Regions from separate parts of the Homo sapiens genome. Here region 1 is linked to region 2. Evidence: chromatin contacts called from ENCODE Hi-C data. All regions are on one chromosome and are shown on one strand. The core of a region is the stretch at or near the end of the contact, and the rest is flanking DNA. Distances in the headings are between cores, read along the strand shown.

Region 1 (6,023 bases), core at 1,407-3,906, 600 kb before region 2:
AATTTTCACACCCTTTTTGAATTTTTTGAATTGTTTCGGAGCCCTTGTTAGATTACGGTCCACAGCCAGCTGACTTAGACTTAGATGGAATTAAGTCCTAATGAGGTCAACTTTAATCCTGGATAAGCCACTCAGTTCTGAGGCTGCACCCTAGCCTACCACAGTCATCTTAAAATTTGGGTCAGTGGTTAAAAGCGGAATCATGTGTTTGGATGCTTAAGGGTCTATTTAGGAAAAGAGCTGGAAAATCGCATACCGTCCTCAGTCAAAGCCACCTCTTCACCCAGAAGCCTGTATATAATGTTCCAACATTGTCTCAATGCCACATCTCTAGAAGGTAACCTCAAACTGTATGTTGGATAGGTTTCATTTTCCACTAAGTAACTATCACTTATTTTGAACTCTGCCTTAATTTGAAAGTTCAGACAGCTTTTTAGTAAAAACAAGCACCTTTTTCCAGGTACCACCTGCCAGTCATGGCCTCATTTACACTTCACAACATTAAGAAGCAAATTGGAGCTGGCCGGTTAATTTGTTCATGATCACATAGCCAGTTTGTGAGGAGGGGGCTGCATTCAAACCCAGGACTGTATGGCAAAAGGCCTGTGTTTTTAATACCACACCAGTGCAGCTTTTAAAAATACTCAAGACAGCAACGTTCTTTACCACACAACACACCGGTAACCTTTTGACGATGGGGTAACCCTATCTATACCTATTGCCACTGGTAGGATCCATGTGAATAGCTGTGGGGTCTGATATTTATTACCATCTTTGTCTGGTAATCTAACACTCCCTCGCACTGAAAACCATCGATATGATCAGTCATGATGTCACCAAAAACACCGACAACAAAGCTCTTCGCCAAACCAAATCCTATCATTTTCACCCAGATTCTACAATCTGGTCAAATCCAATTTTTCAAAGTAAAAGTGTAGAATCATTTTTAGAACGCTGCACTCGATGATACTGTGCACATTGTCTGCTGTAATTAATCCTTAATATAATTCACTACTCTGTGGTAACTAGCAACAGTCCATAACAACCTGGCTGCTCCTTACAATGCGAACTGCCAGGGCACATGAAGAACACTTGCTGAGTGGCGACAGGCATGGGAAGGTCTCAGAACTGACACCTGAGTTGTGATTGTGGCTGTGTCAACACAAGCATGAAGCTATGGTAGTGGGGTTTTGGGAGGCGACATACGGAAGATCACATTCCAACTTGGATGTCACTTCTTTAGGGTAATATGGACAAAGTAATTCATTGTGGAAGATGAGTGGGGAAAAGGACCCAAAGCCACATCTCCTTTGGGCAGAATGATCAAACAAACACACAAACAGATTTCTCACCTTGAAAACCAGAACTCTTACAAGCAATGCAAAGGGACTTTTTTCAAATACAGATGGTCTCCGACTTCGGATGGTTCGACTTCAGGTTTAACGATGTGTTTACTGGGATGCGACCCCACCGTAAGCCGGGGAGCACCTATACTTGAAAGGCTGTCACATGTACACTATTAATGGGCCTAACAAAAGCCAGACCAGTGGTACATGTTGGAGACAATGCCTACTAAATACACAGAGAAGCTTTCTAACAAATGAAGTTGCAATGAATGAAAGGAGCTCTTGATAAGCCCAGCCAAGTTCCACTGGAGGTACGAGCTGGGGTGGCGCAGGGAGCAAGGCCCTGGATCGGTCACCTCTGAGGTCTCCTCTCATCACCTGAGTGTAGGGCTCTATTTCCCCCAAGCGTGGCCACAACAATTTCTGAGTTGCTTATAGGCACCTCAACTTCACTCATTCTTGAATGACAGTCTATCAAACGCCCAGATAGGAGCTGTTTAGCCATTCCCTTGAGAAGAAAAATGAAAACTATTCTAGTCACACGAGTAAAGAGGGGGTGGATAAAGAGGGCGTGGATATTTAGGTGACTTATTTGAGGTGCAACGCTGGAGCAAACATTCATTTAGGAGACACGTCCCTCTCACAAAAACAAAACAAAGGCCCGAAGCTCAGGCAAGTTCTCCTTCCTCCAACTAACAAAGATCTCTTTCCATGCGTGAATTGAAGTCCCAGTGCTCTGCTCCAATTCTTACTATCTCCAAGGCACGGGGCGGGGGGGCGCAATTATTTTTTTAAAAAATCCTGTCATCTTCTGAAAGGGTCCAAGGCAGACTTTGTTCTAAACCTTAGCTCTTGGCTTGCCTTGGAACTGCAAACGTTTCCCACTTGGGAAGTCAAAGACAAGCTGCAGGTCTGGACTAACCAGACCCAAGAGTGTGAGTGAGCAACGGGCACCGGGAGAGACCGACGGGAAACCGCGAGCGCTCGGAGAGAGAAACGCGGGACGCCCTGGAGGCCGCTGGGGGGAGGTGAGGGTGCCCGAGGTGGGGAGGAGCGACGCCCCCAGAGGAGAGCTCCGGGCGCAGGGGTGCCGGGGGTGGGGAAGGAGGAGGGAAGGGGCCGAGGGGACACACCACCCGCTCGCCGCAGGCCGGACCGAGGGGCGGCGGCGGCGGCGGCGGCTCTACCTCCAGGCTCGGCCGGCCGACGGGTTCGGACCGCCTGGGCTGCCACCTGCAGCTCCTCGGGCGCGTCCCTCGTGTGTCCGCGGCCGAGCAGCGCCGCTCCAACCTCGGCCGCCGTAAACATCCGCCGCCGCCGCCGCCGCCGCCGCCTCTGCGCCTGCGCACAACGGCCTGACTGCGCATGCGCCGCGGGCCTGGCACTTAAAGGGGTGATGGCGGCGCAGGGCGGGCCCCACTCCCCTGGGCTGCCTGCGTCCGCCCGCCCCGCTGAGAGCTCGCTGAGCCCTAGGCCGGGTCCGAGTCTCGCGGGCGCGCCGTCCGCGCAGTGCTCAGCCAGGACGGACCCCGCACGGGCTGCCTCAGAAGCCCTCCCTAAGGGTCACCTGAGACGCCTTTGCTGACCCACGGCTGGGGGCGTTCCGCATCTCCAGGGTGCCCTGCGGCTGCTGACTCGGGGCCGGCGCTGCCCTCGGGCGGCCTCCCAGCACCAAGCACAGCCGCCCTGGGACCCCCGCCCTGCCACGCGGACGGCCACCCGGCCCTGGGGCCCTCCTACCCAGCCGGCTTTGTGAAATCAGCTGTGAAAGGAAGATATCCTGGGCCCCCAAGATCACTAAGGAAAACTCCAGCAGGAAACTGCTTAGGGCAGGCCTGCTTCCCATTCCATTCAAAGTCACTCCTCTGCTCACTTAGATAGATACATATCTGATTTGCCTCCTTTGAAAAGGCAAATGAGAAACTCAAAAGAATTTAACCGTTGGTGTCTCACCTATCTGTGGCCTGGACGCTCCCTCCCCGCTTGGAGTCTTCCTGCCTTTGCTTCAAGTTGTCCCGTCTTTCCAGACCGAACCGATGTGCTTCTTACATGTATCGATGGATGTATCCTGTCTCCCTAAATGTATAAAACCAAGCTGTGCCCCGACCACCTTGGGCACATGTCAGGACTTCCTGAGGCTGTGTCACGGGCGCGTCCTCACCCTTGGCAAAATAAACTTTGTAAATTAACTGAGACCTGTCTCCCATTTTCTGGGTTCACACAGCCCATTGCCCAAACTTCGCGTGGGGCTTTGCAGATAGGCTGTAGCTGCAGAACCCTTTCTTCAAGCACAGCCATGCAAGCCGCCTCATATGTGCAAGTGCCAGCGTCGCTGGGGCGGACGAGTGGGCCTGGGTCTCCGGTTCCCGCCTCCCTCCTAACTCGGCATTCCTCCCCAGACCCTGGAGCTCCACTTAGGAGCAGAGTTTGAAAACCAAAGGCCGGTGCCTTCACCACGTTATGTGGTCCCAGGGAGACCTCACTTCTCTTGTTGATCCATGGTCCTGGATCCACGGACCTGAGGTGGCCCACCACCTCATGACCTTCATGGGGCTCTCAGTGTCCTTCCACCTGAGAGCTTGTGGTTATTTGTGACTGTTTCAAATTACAGAAGCCCTGGAGTCATCCTTGACTCTCTTCCTACTGCCAGGGGACACGTCCTCCATACATCCCTCCTTGCCCTGTCCCAGCTCCCCTCACCTCTCCCCACCCCTCCCACCATTCCCCTGGGCTCTGGCGAGTGGTCCTCCTAAAACAGGTGATCACATCACTGCTGTCTTCAGACACTCCCTTTGTTCCTGGACCCAACTGAGGGTCGGGCTACTACTTCTCCTGGCCCAATAACAAGATGCAAATGAGCTGGAGAGTAAGAGAGGTTTTATTTCTGTAACCGGTTACAAGGAGAAGGCCTGGAAATTATCACCATACCAACTCAAAATTACAAAGTTTTCCAAAGCTCGTATACCTTCTAAGCTGTATGTCTACATGTAAGTGTGCATTCATCTACAGACATAAGTGATTAACTTCTTTTAATCTATGACTAAGGTTGAGTCCTGAAGACCCTCTTCTGGAGCCTCAGTAAGTTTACTTAATCTAAATGGGTCTAGGTGCTGGGGTGATTACCCTTATCTTGTCTCCTGCTAAATCATAATGATATGGGGAATTCCTTTAGACCCCCATAAACTTGTTTGTGGAGGCCTGGGGAGTTTCTTCAGATCCCTAATACAACTTGTTTAATCCTAAAAAGGGTCCTGTTAAGAGTTCCTTCGTTATCTTGTCATGCTTCAAGGCCCAGGAAGAGCCTAGGCAAAACTCTTGGTGGGCTCTTTGTTACATTCCAACCTTTGTATAAGGGCATTGGCTCAATCAGCTTTTAATGTTTAACCTGGCTACTCAGTCCGTGCTGGGACAGCTGTAATGGAGGCCTGCGTTAGTGAGACCCGGCCTGCCACAACTTCAGACTCTTGCTTGGTTTTCCAAGGTGTCTCCACCATTCCCCTCCACATCAGCTTCCACTACCATCAGCATTCATAACCCTTCACAGGGTATATACTGAGCACTCTACATGGGTTATTTCCATGAAATAGGTACTAGTATGACCTCCAAGAAGAAAAGTGGACCGTGACATCAGGAGCTGGCCTGGCACTCAGATCGAGGCCATGGGGTCTCCTGTTGGACATAAATAATTTTGTAGAGGAGCACCATCATGATCCAAGGCCACGTCATAATTTTGTCTAAGCACAAACAAAAACAGGGTAACTGTGCCACCCACAAAATCTAAGACATATCATCTCCAAGTTAGTAACAATGACCCCCGCTCCTCTACCAGCTACAGCTGAGCCTCCCTCTGCCCTGGCCTCCTCACAGATAACATCTACTGAGATGCCCAGAGAACCACCCTTTCCCCCCATCCACTCCCCCAATTCCTGACAGCATCTAATCCATGAAAAAAATCACCCAACTCAAGCCCATAACCTTTAGTAACTTTTCCCGACACCTCTTACTGAGATGCCTTGCAGTTCTCCATGATCTGCATCCCTCTCGCTGCAATGAGTGATAATCCCAACTCATTCAATTACAGGCAGGTTCCTGGCAGCCTTTGGCTTGACGACACTGATACCTCCATTTTACAGATGAGGGAACTGAAACTGCAAGAGGTTCGCTGGCTTCTTGTACTTACCAGCTAGTAGTAAGCACAGGAAGGTGGATGGGAATCCAACTGCTGCTGTCACCCTCCTCCAGGCTTCTCCCACACCCAGCCACGGGGAGCTTTCTGAGTATGTCTTCAGTGTCCCCTCGCCTATCCCCTTGCATCTCTCCACTCATCTGTGTTGTATCTGCAGGAGGAGCCTCGGACGGAGGGAAGGTCATGCAAGGGCCTGAGGCAGGGGTGCGGCTGGGTATCTGGGGAGCAAGTAGCTAGAGCCACATGTGGGAGGTTGTGTTGTTGTCTTCGAAATACACTATTCTTACTATGGTAAAGTATACAAAACATTTATCATTTGAACCATTTTTAAGTGTACATGAAGTACATTTACACTATTGTGCAACCTCACTACTATCCAGCTCCACATTTTTTTCATCATGCCTAACTGCAACTCCATACCCATTCGTGTTAAAAATTCTCACCCAGCTGGCTGAGCACAGTGGCTCACACCTGTCATCCCAGCACTTTGG
Region 2 (6,027 bases), core at 520-3,019:
CAGCAATGCTGCTCTGTTACTCTTTACTCCACCGAGATGTTTGGGTGGAGAAAAGCATAAAACTAGCCTACGTGCACATCCAGGCATAGTACCTTCCCTTGAACTTATTTGTGACCCAGATTCCTTTGCTCACGTTTTCTTGCTGACCTTCTCCCCACTATCACCTTGCTGTCCTGCCGCATTCCTCTTGCTGAGATAGTGAAAATAGTAATTAATGAATACTGAGGAAACTCAGAGACTGGTGCCGGTGCAGGTCCTCTGTATGCTGAGCGCCGGTCCCCTGGGCCCACTTTTCTCTCTATACTTTGTCTCTGTGTCTTATTCATTTTCTCAGTCTCTCGTCCCGCCTGATGAGAAATACCCACAGGTGTGGAGGGGCCGGCCCCCTTCAAAGGACGATCGTTTTTACTTGTCAATCCTCTCTCTGACCCCACCTGGAACACCAGCCCTTTTTATGACAGACGCTGCCTCTGGCCCGGAGGGGCCTGGCTGGAATGGGCCGGGAGAGGGAAGCACACCCCGTCCTGGCTGAAGCTCCACCCACCCGCAGTCCTTTCCTCGGGGCCTGTGCTCTACCTGCTGCAGACATTCCAGGACCTTGGTCATGTACTCCTGTTGGCATTTGTAGGGCTGGAAAGGGAAGTCTACGGTCACACCATTCAGGACTATCTTGGGCATATCAGCCTGTTCTCAGAAGGGCACAGAGCGTGGCTGAGGGGCAGGCTATTCGGGTCTGTGCGAAAAAACCACTCCGAACATCTTAGGGTCTCGGGCACTCCTGGTAAGCGATGCGAGCATGTGCACTGGGACACAACGCTGTTCTCTTCGAGAATCCCTATGGCACAGACCTGGGAAAGACAGTAAGACTCTGTTTGTAGACAGCCTTTGTGGGTACCGGGCTACTTTCCCAGGCGTTTCCATCAGTCCCTCCTGCGGAGAGGGTTGGAGAGCAACCCTGGTATATCCCATCTCGAGGAGCTGGCGGGGCGAAGATGCGAAGTGGCTGGGCCTTGCCTTATCCTCCCGCCCCACAACTCCGTCCTTCTCTGGAAAAGACGCCCACAGTGCTGCAAGTTCCGCCTGCAGTAATTCCGCGACTTCCACAAGAGCGTGAGGGCTGAAGAGGCAAGCGGCACCCCTCCCGGCCTCACCAGGCGCAACGTCAGAGCGGAGGGTCTGAACCTCCGGCCCTGCCTCTCCAGCCCTCTGCCCTCCTGGCTGGCTGGAGTCCATTCCCCATCCGCCCGGGTGGGCAACCAGATGCAGCCAAAGTAGCGAAAGAGCATGCCGGGATGCCAACCCGTGCAGCCCTCAGCAAATCACTCAACTTCTCTAAGCCTCAATCCCGCCCGGGAACTGGGACTAACAGAACAGACGCGGACACACTGAATGTCGGCCCTTCCCTCCAGCCCCGGTCAAGGGCTCAGCCAACGCCGCGGCGCCAGCGCCACGAGCGCAGGAAACTACAGGTCCCAAAATGCAGCGCGGCCAATCCGCCGACCCGCGGCCCCGAGGGCGGCTTGGGGCCTGCCGGGAGCTGTAGTTTCGAAAAACCGCAACGCGCCTACGAGCCGCTCGGGTAAAAGAACCACTTGTAGGGTCACTGCGACTCACTGCTCACTTGTCTCCGCGGCGAACCTTCCAGAACCGGGGTCCCTCAGGAACTCAACCGACTCCAGTCGAGGGCCGCCACCCGTCCCCAGCTGTCAGCCAGCTCAGAGTTTTCGCGGGCAGAGGCGCGCAGTCGGCGCTGAGCCCACTGCACTTCCGCCCCCCACTTCCGGTCCGTTGCTTTGTGCTCCCGGCGGAAACTGTTCCCCCGCGGAGGGGGTCCGCCTGCTCTTCGGCTCCTCCAGGCCTACACGGCGTTTTGCGCGTTCTGTGTCCGGCTCCGCTGGCCAGTGAACCTCACTTCCATCGCCCACAGGCAGAAATCTGGGGTCCCGCCCGTCTCCTCCCTTGATGTCATTCCCCCACCAGGGTCTGCGTTCCACTACCGCCTCTCTAGGCCGAGCCACCACCATTGCCCGGAGAGCTGCACGGGCCTCCTCCCCAGAGGCATCTTTTTACTGCTCGAGTGTGAGCCGACCGCTTTCCTGAAAATTTGAAAACGGCTGCGCCTTGCCCAGGACCCGGCTCCTGAGAGCCCTGACCGCCCCCTCTCCTTCCTCTCCTGCGTTCCAGCTTCTGCTCGGCTCACTGTCCCGCAGTGGTCCCGGCGGGCCTCCCTGAGTCCCCAGCACCCGGCACTGGCTGGCAGCAGGGCTGACTCCAAGAGCGAGGCCCGCACCGTTCTGTGGGGTCAGCCCAGCGTCACGGATGTTTGTCTCAGGCGGCCCCAGCTCCCATGCCCCAGAAGGCCCCAGAAGGCCCCAGGAGGGAGTTGGCGCTGCGTGACCGCGCACGGCCGGCAGGCAGCACTTCTTCGTGGCTTCTTCATGGCTGTGTTTAATGTCCACTGACGGCACATGCGAATGCCATGCGTGCCCACGCTCCTGGGTGTGAGATAGTGCTCGGAGAAGCCCCAGCACTCACTGGCACCCAGCCCCATGTGCCTGTTGTGGTGAAGGAACTGCAGGCTGCCTATCTGAGACTCGGCAGGGAGTTGAAGATGAGGAGACCAGCCACACACACTCGTTGAATGAATGGGCACCAAGCACAAGTTTCAGTGCCCCCCATACATGCTGATATGGTTCGGCTCTGTGTCTCCACCCAAGTCTCACCTCGAATTGTAATCCCCACGTGTGGAGGGAGGGACCTGGAGGGAGGTGGTTGGATCATGCGGTCAGTTTCCTCCAGGCTGTTCTGACAGTGAGTGCTCAGGAGACCCGATGGTTTAAAAGTGGCAGTTTCCCCTTCTCTCTCTCTTTCTCCTGCCGCCATGTACGACCTGGGAACTGGGACTAACATAGACTTCACCTTCTGCCATGATTCTTTTTTCTTTGAGACAGAGTTTTGGCTTTTTGCCCAGGCTGGAGTGCAGTGGCACAATCTTGGCTCACTGCAACCTCCACCTCCTGGGTTCAAGTGATTCTCCTGCCTCAGCCTCTCAAGTAGCTGGGATTACAGGTGTGCACCACTAAGCCCGGCTAATTTTTTATATTTTTAGTAGAGATGGAGTTTGACCGTGTTGGCCAGGCAGGTCTTGAACTCCTGACCTCAGGTGATCCACCCGCCTCGGCCTCCCAAAGTGCTGGGATTACAGGCGTGAGCCACCGCGCCCAGCCAGATAAGTCCTCTCATTGTCCACACTTTCTGGGTGAGAAAGTGAGGCACAGAGCGTTGAGCAGATTGCCCAGAGCCTGCTCAGGAGCCAGGAGTTTACCTTTTGCAGCCACACATCTCATCTCCTGAGAGCAGTGGCCAGAAAAGGCTGTCCTGTGGACTGAGCTGAAGTCTGAGTCATCTGCTCCTTGCCAGCTGCTATAGGAGCGTGCTGGCCTGGGGTGGTCAGGAACTCCTGTACCCCTGCCCTCTTCCTCTAATTGCTGACGTACCCACAGCTCCAGCATACAGCAGGTGCTTGACAGATGTCTGTTGAATGACTGAGTGTCCTGCTGAGATATAGGGCTCCTTCTAGGAGCCAGAGTTAATTTCTTTCTTTCTTTTTTTTTTTTGAGACAGAGTCTTGCTCTGTCGCCCAGGCTGGAATAGAGTGGTGCGATCTCGGCTCCCTGCAACCTCCACCTCCTGGGTTCAAGCGATTCTCCTGCCTCAGCCTCCTGAGTAGCTGGGATTACAGGTGCATGCCACCACGCCCGGCTAATTTTTGTATTTTTAGTAGAGATGGGGTTTCATCATGTTGGTCAGGCTGGTCTTGAACTCCTGACCTCGTGATCTGCCCACCTCAGCCTCCCAAAGTGTTAAGATTACAGGTGTGGGCCACCACGCCCAGCCAAGCCAGAGTTAATTTCAAGAATGCAGAGGTCTGATAAAAGTCACACTTTATGAAAAACATTTTTTTTTTTGAGGTGGAGTCTTGATATTGTTGCCCAGGCTGGAGTGCAGTGGTGGGATCTCGGCTCACTGCAACCTCTGCCTCCTGGATTCAAGTGATTCTCCTGCTTCAGCCTCCAAAGTAGCTGAGATTACAGGCACCTGCCACCACACCTGGCTAATTTTTGTATTTTTAGGGTAGATGGGGTTTCACCATGTTGGCCAGGCTGGTCTCAAACTCCTGACCTCAGGTGATCTGCCCACCTCGGCCCCCCAAAGTGTTGGGATTACAGTTGTGAGCCACTGCACCCAGTCAAAACATTTTTTTAACTAGCACTAATGTGCATGTGAAAAACATCTTTGAAATGCTCGTGCACTTTCTGCATTTGATCTTGGTGAGAAGTCAAAATCTGCTCCAAGACCTGGCACTATATTGGGGCAAACAGTCAGTACAGCTATTGTGTGCCTGCCAGCATGCTGTCATTACTCCTATTGCGTGTGCCTGCCAGTGCACTGAGAGTCAGTACACCTATGGCATGTGCCTGCTAGTGTGCTGTCAGTACAGCTGTTGTGTATGCCTGCTAGCACGCTGACAGTCAGTATGGCTGACAGTCAGTACCCCATTGCGTGTGCCTGCCTAGGTGCTGACAGTCAGTACCCCTGTTGTGTGTTCCTGCTAGTGCACACTGTGCACATCTACTGTGTTCCTGGCACTATGCCACGGGCTTCCACACACCTGGTCCCTGTGCTCCAGATGAGGACACAGAGGCTCAGAGAGGGCCTGGCCAGAGTCACAATGAGTGTGAGGCATTGCGGTGCTCTGAGCCTGACTGGGTGGGTCCTACCCCACCCACATGAGAAGACTCTGGAGGTCCCAGAGAGGGCTACTTCTCTTGATCCCTAGCACCTGAGCTCCAGCACCCGGGGCTGGAGTCTGCCTGAAGGATGCTGACCATCCCCAACTGCTACTGTGGTGGCCAACAGGGAGGACACAGCTGCTGTGGTGGGCAGCTCTGTGTGCCTCTCTGCCCTTCTTCCTCCTTCGCAGAGCTGGCTTCCTAGGAATGGCCCAGGGGCCAACACCTCTGTGTGTATATTAGTTTGATATGGCTTCATAGCAAATCACCACAAAACCAACAGCTTAAAACAACTCTCATTCATTACCTCCTAATTCTTAGTAACCCAAGGCTGAAACCAAGTGGGCAGTTGGGCTCAGTTCTTGTGTGGAGGCCCTGGGGTCAAACCTGCCTCCAAGCCCATTCTCTTCTTGTTGGCAGAACTCACTTCCTTGCAGTTAAGGTCTTGTTGTCTTGCTGGCTGTTGGCTGGGAGCAGTTCTCAGATCCTTGCCACGTGGCCCCCTCATCTCAACAACAGAAAACCTTCTTTGGTTTGATCCCTCCGATTTCTTCAACCAGGCAAAGGAAACTGCTTTTAAAGGGCTCCTGTGATGAGGTCAGGGCCCGCCTGGTGATCCTCCAGTCTTAAGGGTACCTCTGGGCCACACAATGTCACATTCCTGGGCATCACCCCCACCAGACTCACAGTCCCGGGGATGATGCCGGCTTGCACGTCAGGGGTCAGGACTCTCCAGGCCACCCTAGGATGTGACTGGCCTTGGGTGCTCCCACCGCACTGCTAGAGCTGAGGCTTGCCCCTGGCTTTTGTGTTGCTGAGCCAGCCTCATGGCTCTGCAAGTCTCCTGAGGTTTTCAGGGTTTTGCTCCTGGCCCTATGACTTAGTTGCTTGTAGGGCAAAGCACTTTTCTCCCTGCCTCGGTGGCTTCATCCCTGCAATGGCAAAGACGCTCCGTTTGCCTACCAGGCTTTCCCTTTGGGAGTTATGAGGAGAGGGGGAGGCAGGATAGGTTGCCCCCCACTCACTAAGTGCGCACAACCCTGGCACCCCTCCTCTCCATCGTCTGGGGGCATCATTGTTTCATCTTACCCCTGAGAAACAAAGGCCCAGCGAGGTCAGACGCTTGCCCTTGGCCTGGGCCACACAGTGAGTGAAGGTCTGAGCCCAGGCGGGAAACCACCTCTTTCACGGCAAAGCCTTTGTTCTGGCCTCACTCCTCCACTTTCACTCTTCT

Evidence for each region. Hi-C counts contacts between places; a loop is a spot of excess contacts on that map. Pooled maps may share reads with other maps.
Region 1: a loop to region 2 is called in a map of CD4-positive, alpha-beta T cell, with 10 times the contacts of the local background. The contact joins the promoter of PCMTD2 here to the promoter of RTEL1 in region 2. A Hi-C loop is called at or near these places in 2 of 168 maps with a recorded cell type or tissue (CD4-positive, alpha-beta T cell and CD8-positive, alpha-beta T cell) and 6 of 50 pooled maps.

What each region holds. Positions count from the first base shown.
Region 1 is chr20:64,252,381-64,258,403 of GRCh38, reverse strand. PCMTD2 (protein-L-isoaspartate (D-aspartate) O-methyltransferase domain containing 2) reads right to left here and starts at 2,656. Exons shown (of 6, transcript NM_018257.3): 1 at 2,534-2,656.
Region 2 is chr20:63,654,054-63,660,080 of GRCh38, reverse strand. RTEL1 (regulator of telomere elongation helicase 1) reads right to left here and starts at 1,769. Exons shown (of 35, transcript NM_001283009.2): 1 at 1,615-1,769; 2 at 577-848. The coding sequence starts at 678. RTEL1-TNFRSF6B (RTEL1-TNFRSF6B readthrough (NMD candidate)) reads right to left here and starts at 2,271. Exons shown (of 38, transcript NR_037882.1): 1 at 1,615-2,271; 2 at 577-848. RefSeq lists enhancers at 1,145-1,194, 1,345-1,414, 1,535-1,694, 1,715-1,804, 1,835-2,074 and 2 more.